2 separate regions of the Homo sapiens genome follow, and region 2 is linked to region 1. Evidence: chromatin contacts called from ENCODE Hi-C or POLR2A ChIA-PET data. All regions are on one chromosome and are shown on one strand. Each heading gives the region's core, a stretch centred on a gene start or an enhancer-like site at or near the end of the contact. The rest is flanking DNA. Distances are from core to core; before and after follow the strand shown. Region 1 has its middle 43 kb from the start of LINC02606. Region 2 overlaps H6PD (hexose-6-phosphate dehydrogenase/glucose 1-dehydrogenase).

Region 1 (5,597 bases), core at 863-3,362:
CCTGCACTGGCTCCTTCAGGAACCGGAGTTTCCATCCAAACCCTCTTCCTTGGGTTGCTCAATGCAAGCCGGCCGTGGTGGGATGACGACTTCTGGTCCCCAGCAGGCTGGCACTATGCTTGTCTGGCGTGGACATGGGGACCGGTCCCTTGGGCTGAACTGTGCTCTCTGCTCCTCTCTGATTTTTATTTTCTTTGAGACAGAGTCTCACTGTGTCACCCAGGCTGGAGTGCAGTGGCAGAATCTCAGCTCACTGCAACCTCTGCCTCCCAGGTTCAAGTGATTCTCCTGCCTCTGCCTCCCCAGTAGCTGGGACTACAGGCGTGCACCACCACACCTAGCTAAGTTTTGTATTTTTAGTAGAGACTGGGTTTCTCCATGTTGGTCAGGCTGGTCTTGAACTCCTGACCTCAGGTGATCCACCTTTCTCAGCCTTGCCAAGTGCTGGGATTACAGACGTGACCCACCGAGCCCAGTCTCTGCTCCTTCTTTGAGCTGGAGACAGGCTGAGGTCCGGCCTGGGGGTCTAGTCTGCCTGCGCCCACTATCACCCACTGAATAGGTCAGAATCTCAAGGTGATTTTGCAAGCTCCTTTCAGGGATTTTCCCACAAGTTGAAGTTAGAGAATAACTGGGGTATGGAACCACATTTTTGTTTGTTTGTTTGTTTGTTTTTTAGACAAGGTCTCACTCTGTCAACTAAGCTGAGTGAGGTGGCATGATCACCGCTCACTGCAGCCTCAACCTTCTGGGCTCAAGTGATTCTCTTGCCTCAGCTTCCCGAGTAGCTGGGACCACAGGTGTGCAGCATCAGACTTGGCTAATTTTTGATTTTTTGTAGAGACAGGGGTCTTGCTATGTTGCCCAGACTGGTCTTGAACTCTTGGGCTCAAGTGATCCTCCCACCTCAGCCTTCCAAAGTGCTGGGATTACAGGCGTGAGCCACCGCTCCTGGCCAGGACTAGGTTTTGCTCTTGAAGGCCGAGGATTTCCCACCTGTTTCCCCGCTGCTTGGATGTTGCAGGACAGGAATTCTCGAAGAGGTCAGGTTCTGGCAAAGACAGTATAGTGGTGGGTCCTGGGCCAGGTGACTTGGGTTCAAATCCTGACTCTACCACTTCCCAGCTGAGGGACTCCGTGCAAAGCACTTCACATCACTGGTCCCCAGTTTTCTCATGTGTACGAAGGGGGCACTGATACTGCCCCTCTGTAGTGGGCCCCCATGATTCATGTCCACCCAGACCCTCAGAATTTGACCTTATTTGGAAATAGGGTCTTTGCAGAGGTAATTAATTAAGGATTCTGATATGACATCATCCTGGATGTAGGGTGGGCCCTATATCCAACAGCTGGTGTGCTTATAAGAAGAGGAGACATGGAGGCATTCACAGAGGGGAGACGGCTGTGGGAAGACAGAGACAGAGAGTGGGGTGATGTGGCCACCAGCCGGGGAACGCCTGGAGCCCCCAGAAGCTGGAAGAGGCCAGGAAGGATTCTTTCTTAAAGGCTTCAGAGGGATTGTGGCCCACTGATATCTTGATTTTGGACTTCTCGACTCCTGAGCTGTGAAAGAACTCATTTCTGCTCTTTTAAGCCACACAGTTTATGATGACTTGAAATGGCCGCCCCAGGAAATGAACACACCCTCTCAAAGGACAGTTATCACCCAAAGCCTTTGATACACAGCACATAGTAGGTGCTCAATAAAGAACCACTAGGATCCTTGTGCTGCCTCCTGCAGGGGTGGGAGGTAGGAGGTGTGGACACAGGAAGAGGGACCGTCAGGATAGATCTGTCACTTTTCAGAGCAGCAGCCTGTGGCCCTGGAGGGGACCATCCCGGGGTATCCAGGGGCCCCCAGCTCCTGCCGCTGCTGGGTGTCACCCTTCCCTGCTGGCTGGCGGCTGAGGCTGGAGCCCTTGAAGGACGGAGGCGGAGGGAAAGTGAGGAGTCTGCTGTGAAGGGCAGCTGCAGGGCCGAGGGCCGAGGCCTTCAATAGGGATGCTTGCCGCTGTGAATCATGGCCCACAGGCCAATCGCTGCCTGCTGACACATCACACCCCAGGAGGAGGATGGCTGTGACCTCATGCTGGTTGTCAAACACTCAGGGCCCCTCCCAGCTCTGCCTAGTGCTTCAACTTGGCCCGGAGGGAGCTGTCCCCACCCCACCCCTGCCCAGTGTTGTGTGTTCTCCCCTCCCCTGCACACACAGCAGGACAATCAGACCTTCTGAGCCAAGACTTTAGTGGCGGTTTATGATTTGGATGCTTTGGGAATGGGTGAGGCCAACAGTTTCCACTTCCCTGAGGGCAGCCGAGTTGTAAACCCGAAAAGATGTTCTGCACATCTGCCACAGCTGCCTGGCCAGGGAGCGCTGGGATACGCCTGGGAGGGTGTGTTCCCAGGGCTGGAGTCCTATTCTCTCCTGCCTTCGTCTATAAAAAGAATGATTTGCAGATGGGGAAACTGAGGCCCGGAGGAGTTAAGAACTTGCTATACACCTCCAAGTCAAACGGCATCTTGGCAAGAGAGGCAGGACCACAACTGAGAGTTTATCTTGGGCAAAGCTCTGCTCTGCTTCCTGCACCGGGGTCCTCGTCTTCTCGGGCTCTGTTGGGAATCTCACCTCCTCTGCTTCCTGGTTCCAGGATGGGCCTGAGGCATCTTTTAAGCCTTGGTGATGCTTACTTGTTGGCTTCAAGTTGTGATGGTAAAATAAATAAGCAAGAGGCTTGGGGAGCTCCAACCAGTCCTGCCGGCTGTTCCCAGATTCCCATTCAAAGCTGCGAAAGTGGCTTAAGTATTGTGAAGCCTGGAACTCTCACCTGGCGGGGGGGACAGGGGACAGGGGGCAGGTTAGGGGCTGAATGTGGCCTGGCTCCTGGCCTCTAGACACAGCTCTGTTTTCTTTGCCCTTGCCTTCTGAAGGCAAGCACGTCTCCTGACAGCAGAATTGTAGCTCTCGAACTCCCTCTGTGCCCATCCAGCCTTTACAGGTTGAGCAAACTTCCCCATGCTCAGGATTTGCATTCCTGGCCGCTACATTTCCAGAAAACTGAGCTAGAATTTCAGGAGCGTCTATTCAGAGTGGACGTCTGCAGCGAGCCTGGATCCCTGAGCATCCAGGACACAACCTGCTCCTAACCTGTCCCCTGTCCACCCAGGTGAGAGTTCCAGGCTTCACAGTACTTGAGCCACCTTTGTGGTTTTGAATGGCGACCTGGGAACAGCGGGCAGGACCGGTTGGAGCTCCCCAAGCCTCTTGCGTATTTATTTTACCATCACAACTTGAAGCCAATATTTAAGCATCACCAAGGCAACAGCCCAAATCTCCCGGCCCTTGGCCCCCATCCAGCCCCAAATGGTGGGGATGAGGGCGGGGTGGGGGGAGCAGGGAAAATGAGTCAACCGTCCCCCTGCCCTGCAACCACCTGGGAAAACAGTGACCCAAAAATCAAATCCCGGCTTCTCTTGCAAGGACATTGCTCGTTTTCCCGTGGTCCTACGACGGAGCGCTTTTAACACAGCAGAAGAGTCTCACAAGACCTCGGTGCTAATATTTTATTTTTGCGTTGTGGTTAGAGCCCACAGATTTTAAAAACTTCTTATTGAAGTTTGATATCCATGTACAAAGTGTACAAACCATAAGCATATACCCTTCACAAACTGCAATTTTTGCAAACAGAACACGCCCAGATCAAGGGTAGGCACACAGCCAACCCCCAGGAGTCCTCCTTACTCCCCAGTCCTTGTCACTGTACCCCCAAAGTGAGTGCCATTCTAACTTCTCATAGCACTGGTTGCTTGTTAGTTTATTTGTTTTCTGTTTCTTTTGTAACTTTTAAGTTCTGGGATACATGTGCAGGATGTATAGGTTTGTTACATAGGTAAGCGTGTGTCGTGTTCGTTTGCTGCACAGATCATCCCATCTCCTCACTGGCTACTTTTGCTTGTTTTTGTGCTTTATATAAATGGAATCATACACTCTGTTCTCTCCTGGGTTGAAGCCAGTGGGATTTTTAGGCTTGAGTTGCCCTCCTCACCTCCAGCTCCGGGGAGGAGAGAATAAAGGAAGTAGAAGGCACATTCTTATTTATTTATTTATTTGAGATGGAGTCTTGCTCAGCTGCCCAGGCTGGAGGGCAGTGGCACGATCTTGGCTCACAGCAACTTCTGCCTCCTGGGTTCAAGCGATTCTCCTGCTTCAGCCTCCGAAGTAGCTGGGATTACAGGTGCCTGCCTCCACACCCAGCTAATTTTTGTATTTTTAGTAGAGATGGGGTTTCACTGTGTTGGCCAGGCTGGTCTTGAACTCCTGATCTCAGGTGATCCGCCTGCCTCAGCCTCCCTAAGTGCTGGGATTACAAGCCAAGCCACTGCGCCCGGCCTGAAGGCACTTTCCCTGTGCCCGCAGGCCATGGTCTTAATTATTTTAAAGGGCCCAGCATCATTTTCCCATGTACCGTGTAACTGGGGTTTGTATCCGCCTGGCGTCAGTTTGGAGGATGGAGAGTAGTGCCGCATCACTAACAAGCTTGAGGCGGGTTGAGGGATCTCTGGAACCCTGGCCCCCAAAGCCTTCATTTCTCCTGGCAGGATGCTGGGGGCAGCTCCATAGTCTTTGCAGCCAGGGTATCCCTCCATTGCAGGGTGGGCTCCAGCCACTCCTTTTTTTTTTTTTTTTTTTTTTGAGATGGAGTCTCACTTTGTCCCCCAGGCTGGAGTGCAGTGGTGCAATCTTGGCTCACCGCAACCTCTGCCTCCCAGGTTCAAAGGATTCTCTTGCCTCAGCCTCCCGAGTAGCTGGGATTACAGGCACACACAACCATGCCCAGCTAATTTTTGTATTTTTAGTAGAGACGGGGTTTCACCATGTTGCCCAGGCTGGTCTTGAACTCCTGACCTCAGACAATTCACTGGCCTTGGCCTCCCAAAGTGTTGGTATTAGAGGCGTGAGCCACTGCACCTGGCCGGCCTGCCTGCCTGCCTGCCTGCCTGCCTTCCTTCCGTTCTTTTCTTTCTTTCTTTCCCTCCCTCCCTCCCTTCCTCCCTCTCTTTCTTCTTTCTTTCTTCTTTCTTTCTTTCCTTTCTTTCTTCCTTCCTTTCTTTCTTTCTTTCTTTCTTTCTTTTCTTTCTTTCTTCTTTCTTTCTTTCTTTCTTTCTTCTTTCTTCTTTCTCCTTCCTTCCTTCCTTCCTTCCTTCCTTCCTTCCTTCCTTCCTTTCTTTCCTTTCTCTCTGTCTCTCTCTCTCTTTCTTTCTTTGATGTTTTTGAGATGGAGTTTCGCTCTTATGGCCCAGGCTGGAGTGCAATGGTGCAATCTCGGCTCACTGCAACCTCTGCCTCTCAGGTTCAAGCAATTCTCCTGCCTCAGCCTGCCAAGTAGCTGGGATTACAGGTGAGCACCACCACACCTGGCTAATTTTATATATTTTTTAGTAGAGACATGGGGGGTTTCACTATGTTGGTCTGGCTGGTCTCAAACTCCTGACCTCAAGTGATCCAACCCACCCTGGCCTCCCAAAGTGCTGGGATTACAGGCATGAGTCACCACGCCCAGCCCCTATTTTTTATTTCTTTATTTTTTGAGACAGAGTCT
Region 2 (5,597 bases), core at 1,667-4,166, 210 kb after region 1:
CAGCAGCAGAAGTGTCATTACTCCAGTGCTCTCCCTTCCCGTTCGTGGGTCACACAGAGACAGGCACATCCCCAGCGCTTTGCAAACAGAAGCGCTCCCAAAAGTTGGCTAGAGGGTACACTTCGGCAAAGGGATCATCTTCCCCCTGGCTTGCTGGACTCTTGGAAATGCGTCTGAAAGCCCTTGCCATCCCGTCTTGTGCTGATGACAGCATGAGCCCGGTTGCACCTTGCTCAGCAACAAGCTGCGAGATCCTCAGCTTCTCACTCATACCCCACCTTGAGCTGCTGACGGCGGCCTGGAGAACCGTGTGTGGCTGTTCCTGGATGACATCTGCTGTCACTAGCCTTCCCAGAACACCCGCTGCCCAGGGTTCCTGCTGCCTTCCCCGGTGGACAGATTTTGCAGGGAAGACTGAGGAAATGGGAGGGGGAGCTCTGCTCTAAAGCAGAAGGCACAGAAGGTGGGGTTTTTGTTTTATAGGGAGACTGCCCAGTGTGCTGCAAAAGGAAAACCAACAACAGGGAGTGCCCAACTCACCCCCTCTGCATGAGCAAATGCAGATGGACACTGGACTGTGCCGACTGACACCGGGACTCACACTTGCTGGTCAGTGGACGAGAGGTAAAAGCAGGCAGGATTATTACAGGAATAAATCTGCACTTCCAAAGAGGCAGCTCCCATGACTGAGTTACAATGCTTGGAGCCCCCGAGGGCAGAGTGGCACCAGCTGGGAGGTTGACACTGCATCACTGCTTCGGATGCCCTCACAGGCTCTGACTCGCTGCCAGGTGCTGGTGAGGCTGGAAGAACTTCCTTCCTTCCTATGTACAATGCAAACAGTGCCGCTTCCAGTGCTACCCACACGGGTGCAGCCTCACGGGAGAGTTGCGGAGAGAGGGAATGCGTTCAGTTCAGCCAGCGGACGGCCAGGGGTAAGCGGCCCCTAGTGGGTCACATGGCCTATGATGTCTGGAGACCGCAGATCTTCACCCTCTGGAGTCTCATTTGCAGAGTCTCATTTGTCGTCCGGTCACTGTGGCCACCTCACCCTCGTCACCACGGGCCTTTCCTGTGCCGTGCTCACTCTGACACTGAGATGCTGCCAGGCAGTTTTTTTTTTTTAAATCAGTGGAGTAAGTTCTAAGGGAGCCCCATGTGCTTAAGATAAAAACGTAGCTGGTAAAGTGGAGGCAGAGGCTGCTTCTGTGAGGCTGCATATATCTTACAGGACAAAAAGTTTTGTACTTGAAAACCAAATTCTGGGAAATAGCCCTGCAGGTTTTTGGGAAGCGTCTCCCTCCCTGTCGTGAGTTCCACCTGGGCCCTCCGGGAGAACAGGGACAGGAGAAACACAAGCAAAGCAGACAGGCCCGGAATTGGGAGCCTGAGCCCTGCATATTTTGGAAGGGAACCCCTCGAGGGACTAGTCTGGAATAGTAGGCCAAACGGTAGGAAGCTTTGATTACTCTGCTAACTTGGGGGCCCAAGAGTAGGGCTAAAGCATTGTCTGCAGAGAAACAAACAGGGAAATTCAGTAAGAAGGGCCTATTTTAACTTGCAGTTAGCAGGAGAATTTGTCCCCAGATTTTGATCTAGCTTAAAGTCCCTTGATTCCTTCCCCTCTACAAATGGCAATCACGGTTGCCCTAGAGATGCTGACTGACAAGGTCTCCCAAAGGAGGGGCCCTTCTGCCATTTATGGGCCCCTAAGTGCACACGTGGGCTTCCATGCGGATGGAATCATTGGTCCCCACCAGGGAACCTGGACTGTGGGAGCTGCCGCCACCATAGGACCCAAGGGCTTCCAGACCAGGAAGAGGCAAACAGCCTGCCTGGGAACACAGTGCTGGAACTTGGGACTTGGGTTCTGAGCGGGGCTGCTCCCTGGGCTGTTGTCATCACTCTTTCCTTTTTTTTTTTTTTTTTTTTTGAGATAGGGTCTCACTCTGTTTTCCAGGCTAGAGAGCAATAGTGCAATCACACCTTACTGCAGCCTCAGTCTCCTGGGCTCAGGTGATCCTCCCACCTCAGACTCCCGAGTAGCTGGGACCACAGGAGGGCACCACCATACCTGGTTTTAAAACTTTTTGTAGAGATGGGGTCTCACTATGTTGCCCAGGCTGGTTTCAACCTTCTGGGCTCAAGTGATCCTCTCACCTCAGCCTCCCATAGTGCTGGGATTACAGGCATGAGCCACACCTAGCCCAATTTAGTGAATTTTAAGAAGCATTTTAAAAAAATGAAAACTAAAACATAGAGGATATCCGAGGTTCTAAGGTTAAGAATTTCTTTATGAAACCTGCTTGGAACACAGTTGTAAACAAATGGACTGATTTATGATGGAAGGCACGTTTCTTGCTGCAGATCATGGTCTGAAGTTTGAAAGCCACCAGCCTAGAGGGTTCTGAAAACTTCTCCTTCCTAACACAGCTGAAGGAAAAGGGGTGGGTAGGGGCGGAGGCACAGGGACATCTCCAGGTTTGGACTTTTCCAACATGATTTGCAGAAGGCACTTGATTCTGGAAAGTAGACCTTTGGCATTTCGACCCTCACCCACACTCCCACACCCACTCTGCACAGATCGGTGGTGCATCCGAGGCAGGGCTGAGTTAGAACAGGACATCCTAGACTCGGCGGCAGTGACTATTATTCAGAAATGGCACATCAAGGGCCGGCCTGCCCTTCATCCTGCAGGGGTACTTGGGCATGTGGAGGCCCCTTTCTCCCTGGTGTTGCAACTGGAGAGGAGTCGGTTCCTGAAGAACAGATGGGAGAGTGCTGGGGCCAGGTACCCTGGGAGAGAGGAGGGAAATGAAATCCGGCACAGGGGCTGCGGGGATAGGGGCAGTCAGGAGGCGGCAGTGCGGTGCAAGGGCCCCCCCACGCGGCCAGCTGTGGAACTTCCACCACGACTCCCTGTCCTCTCCTGAGCCCGCCCATCACGTGTAGAAGCTCAGATGCTGGGCGCCAGGAGGGCGGCTTCCTGGCTCTGGGCACCGTGGTTCTGTCCTAACGAGGGGCGCTCTCTGGGTGTAAAAACAGATGTTCTGGCTGGGCGCGGTGGCTCACGCCTGTAATCCCAGCACTTTGGGAGGCTGAGGTGGGTAGACTGCCTGAGCTCAGGAGTTCGAGACCAGCCTGGGCAACATGGTGAAACCCTGTCTCTACTAAAATACAAAAATTAGACAGGCATGCTGGCCGGCGCCTGTAGTCGCAGCTACTCGGGAGGCTTAGGCACGAGAATTGCCTGAACCCGGGAGGTGGAGGTTGTAGTGAGCCAAGATCTCGCCACTGGGCTCCAGCCTGGGCGACAGAGACTCTGTCTCAAAAAAAAAAAAAAGAGATGCTCTGTCTGGCCTGGGTTGTTGTTGGTGGCCAGAGTAAGTGGTGTGAACAAGAGCCCCGGCTTGGGAACATGTCTCAGACTGGCATTGAAAATGAAAGCCAGGATTCCTCTAAATCCACCGCCTTGAAGTGTAAACAGTCCAGAGAGAAACCGACTTTGCCATGCTCCCTCACCCAAGAAAGCCCTCTCTCAAAATGCGCTAGAAAGTTTATATCTGCCTGATCCAGAGAGCAAGTGGAAGGTGCGGAGAAGCCAGACAGAAAAATCGACCTTAACCAAGAGTTCCATCTCCCAGCCTTAAGTTGTGGGATACTGAACAAACAAAACTACACATGTCCTGGGAATTTTGCTTTGTGGTGTTTTTAAAAAGAATGTCAGAGCCCTCCTTGGGGGCTTCAGAAAAGCAGGTATTGCTGGCCCATGGCTTCTCAAGATCACAGTCCCCAACCTATGCTCACTGAGAAGATACCCGCTTACTTCCCCAGTCTCAGGCAGAGAGTTCGTGGTGAAGTGATAAGTAGCAGGAGAGGCCAGCAGACAGGAAGCCACGGGGTCACCAAGGGGCAGGGAGAGAAGGCCTGGCTGCGGCCCCGTCACCCGCCAAGCGAGCCCCTGAAAAGGCTGTGGGCAGCCCCCCTGCCAGTGAGGCCTAGCTCCTGTCTGGTGGGAGCAGAGCCGCCTGGATGGCCCAGTGTCACTCGATGCTCCATCTCTCTCCCCGCTAATGAGCTGTCACCTCAGTGGGTGATTTAACTGGATCTTTCCTGGTAAAACAAGAGGGGCTATTGAGAGCGGAAACACCCATCCGGGAGTCCCCTGAGATGGAAATGACCCTCTTAAATTGGGGATCTCTGGAATGTCCTGATTATCTGCACCCAGTGTGCTTCCTGGAGGAAGGCTAGCAGGACAGAGGAGCAGCGGAGGGCAGGGGTCCTCCCTGAGGAAGTTGGGGGAATGAGACCCCACCTCCCCACGCAGAGCAAGTCATCAAATGAGAAATGGAGCTCCAAACAGCACTGAGATTTCTGGGGCTGGGCGCAGTAGCTCACACCTGTAATCCCAGCACTCTGGGAGGCTGAGATGGGAGGATCGCTTGAGCCCAGGAGTTTGAGACCAGCCTGGGCAACATAGCAAGAGCTCATCTCTGCAAATATTTTTTTTAATTAAAAAAGAAAAAAGATTTCTGGAACCCTTTCCACAGTCTAGTCTTTGCCACTGTATTCCTGTTATCAGCCCTCATTCTCTATAAATGGAGTCTGAAGAACAGCAAAGACACAGGGAGGAGCCTGGAATTCCTACTGCACAGCCAGGATGGAGGAGACAGGGATGGCAAGCGGGAGCAGGTGGAGGCAGTGAAGAGGAGGGCCAGAGGCTAGATGTGCAGAGGTTCTAGAAGGAGGGGCAGCTGGGGAAGGAGGGGCTTGACCCCCTCAGGGTCTCAAGACAGTCCCCAATGCCCCTGCTTTGCACGGGGCAATGTACTCCCCTGGGCGCCTCTGCACCCTTCTGTCTACCAATCATGCTCTGAATGTTCCCCGGGAGCCAGTTCAAGGATCACCTCCCCCAGGAAACCTTCCCTGATTAACCTCAGCCCACCACGTCACGTCTCCTCTTGTGAACGCCGGAGTTTGGGCGCCATCCCGTGTTGTGCTGGTTGATATGAATGTGTAACTGCTGGAGGTCTTTTCTTAAGACTTCTCTCCTGGCCTGAATTTGAAGCTTCTCAGGAGCAGACTCCATTTCTTCCTTGTTTCTGCATCTATCCACCAATACACAGAGCTGCCGGTCAAAGGCATCGGGACAAGGCTTGTCCTGCCCTCTCTGGGGCCTGACTGTGGGATAGAAGGTTCTGGAGAGCCAGGGCACGCTGGGCAGGTGGCGGGGCCGAGAAGGGAGGGAAGACACGGGCGAAGGAAAGCACAGGAGCGAAGCGGGCAAGGGGCACAGGCGCCCTCATCCCAGGAAGGCGTCGTAGTCCATGTACCACACCAGCTGGCCGGAGTGCGGCAGGACACCCGAGATGGGCCACTTCTTGGGCTCATGGCCCACCCGGCTCACCAGCGTGGTGATCTCACGCTTCATCCTGCCCATGACCAGGACTGCCACCTTCTTGGCGCGGTTGATGAGAGGCAGGCTAAGGCTCATGCGGCGGTGTGGCTGGGAGGGGCTCGTGGTCAGCACGACCAGCTGCTCGCCATCCAGGCCAGTGGGTGACTGTGGGAAGAGGGAGGCTGTGTGCCCGTCGGCA

What was found. A loop is a pair of places that touch in the nucleus more often than their neighbours do. ChIA-PET counts read pairs that join two places held with the same protein, here RNA polymerase II (POLR2A). Pooled maps may share reads with other maps.
Region 2: a pooled map shows a loop between it and region 1 (4-fold over the local background). The contact joins two enhancer-like sites. A Hi-C loop is called at or near these places in 10 of 168 maps with a recorded cell type or tissue (HL-60/S4, KBM-7, aorta and 7 more) and 1 of 50 pooled maps. POLR2A ChIA-PET finds 5 or more read pairs at or near these places in 7 of 52 experiments (CD4-positive, alpha-beta T cell, MCF 10A, OCI-LY7 and 4 more).

The regions. Positions count from the first base shown.
Region 1 is chr1:9,469,691-9,475,287 of GRCh38, reverse strand. No RefSeq gene overlaps it. Among named protein-coding and RNA genes, the nearest start is that of LINC02606, 43 kb to the right of the region's middle. RefSeq lists an enhancer at 1,425-1,976. Within about 2 kb of position 2,112, at least 4 of the 41 ENCODE cell types and tissues checked have a DNase peak (open chromatin) inside an H3K27ac peak, as active enhancers do.
Region 2 is chr1:9,264,575-9,270,171 of GRCh38, reverse strand. H6PD (hexose-6-phosphate dehydrogenase/glucose 1-dehydrogenase) reads right to left here. Exons shown (of 5, transcript NM_004285.4): 5 at 1-5,597. The coding sequence ends at 5,303. Among named protein-coding and RNA genes, the nearest start is that of SPSB1, 26 kb to the left of the region's middle. Within about 2 kb of position 2,916, at least 4 of the 41 ENCODE cell types and tissues checked have a DNase peak (open chromatin) inside an H3K27ac peak, as active enhancers do.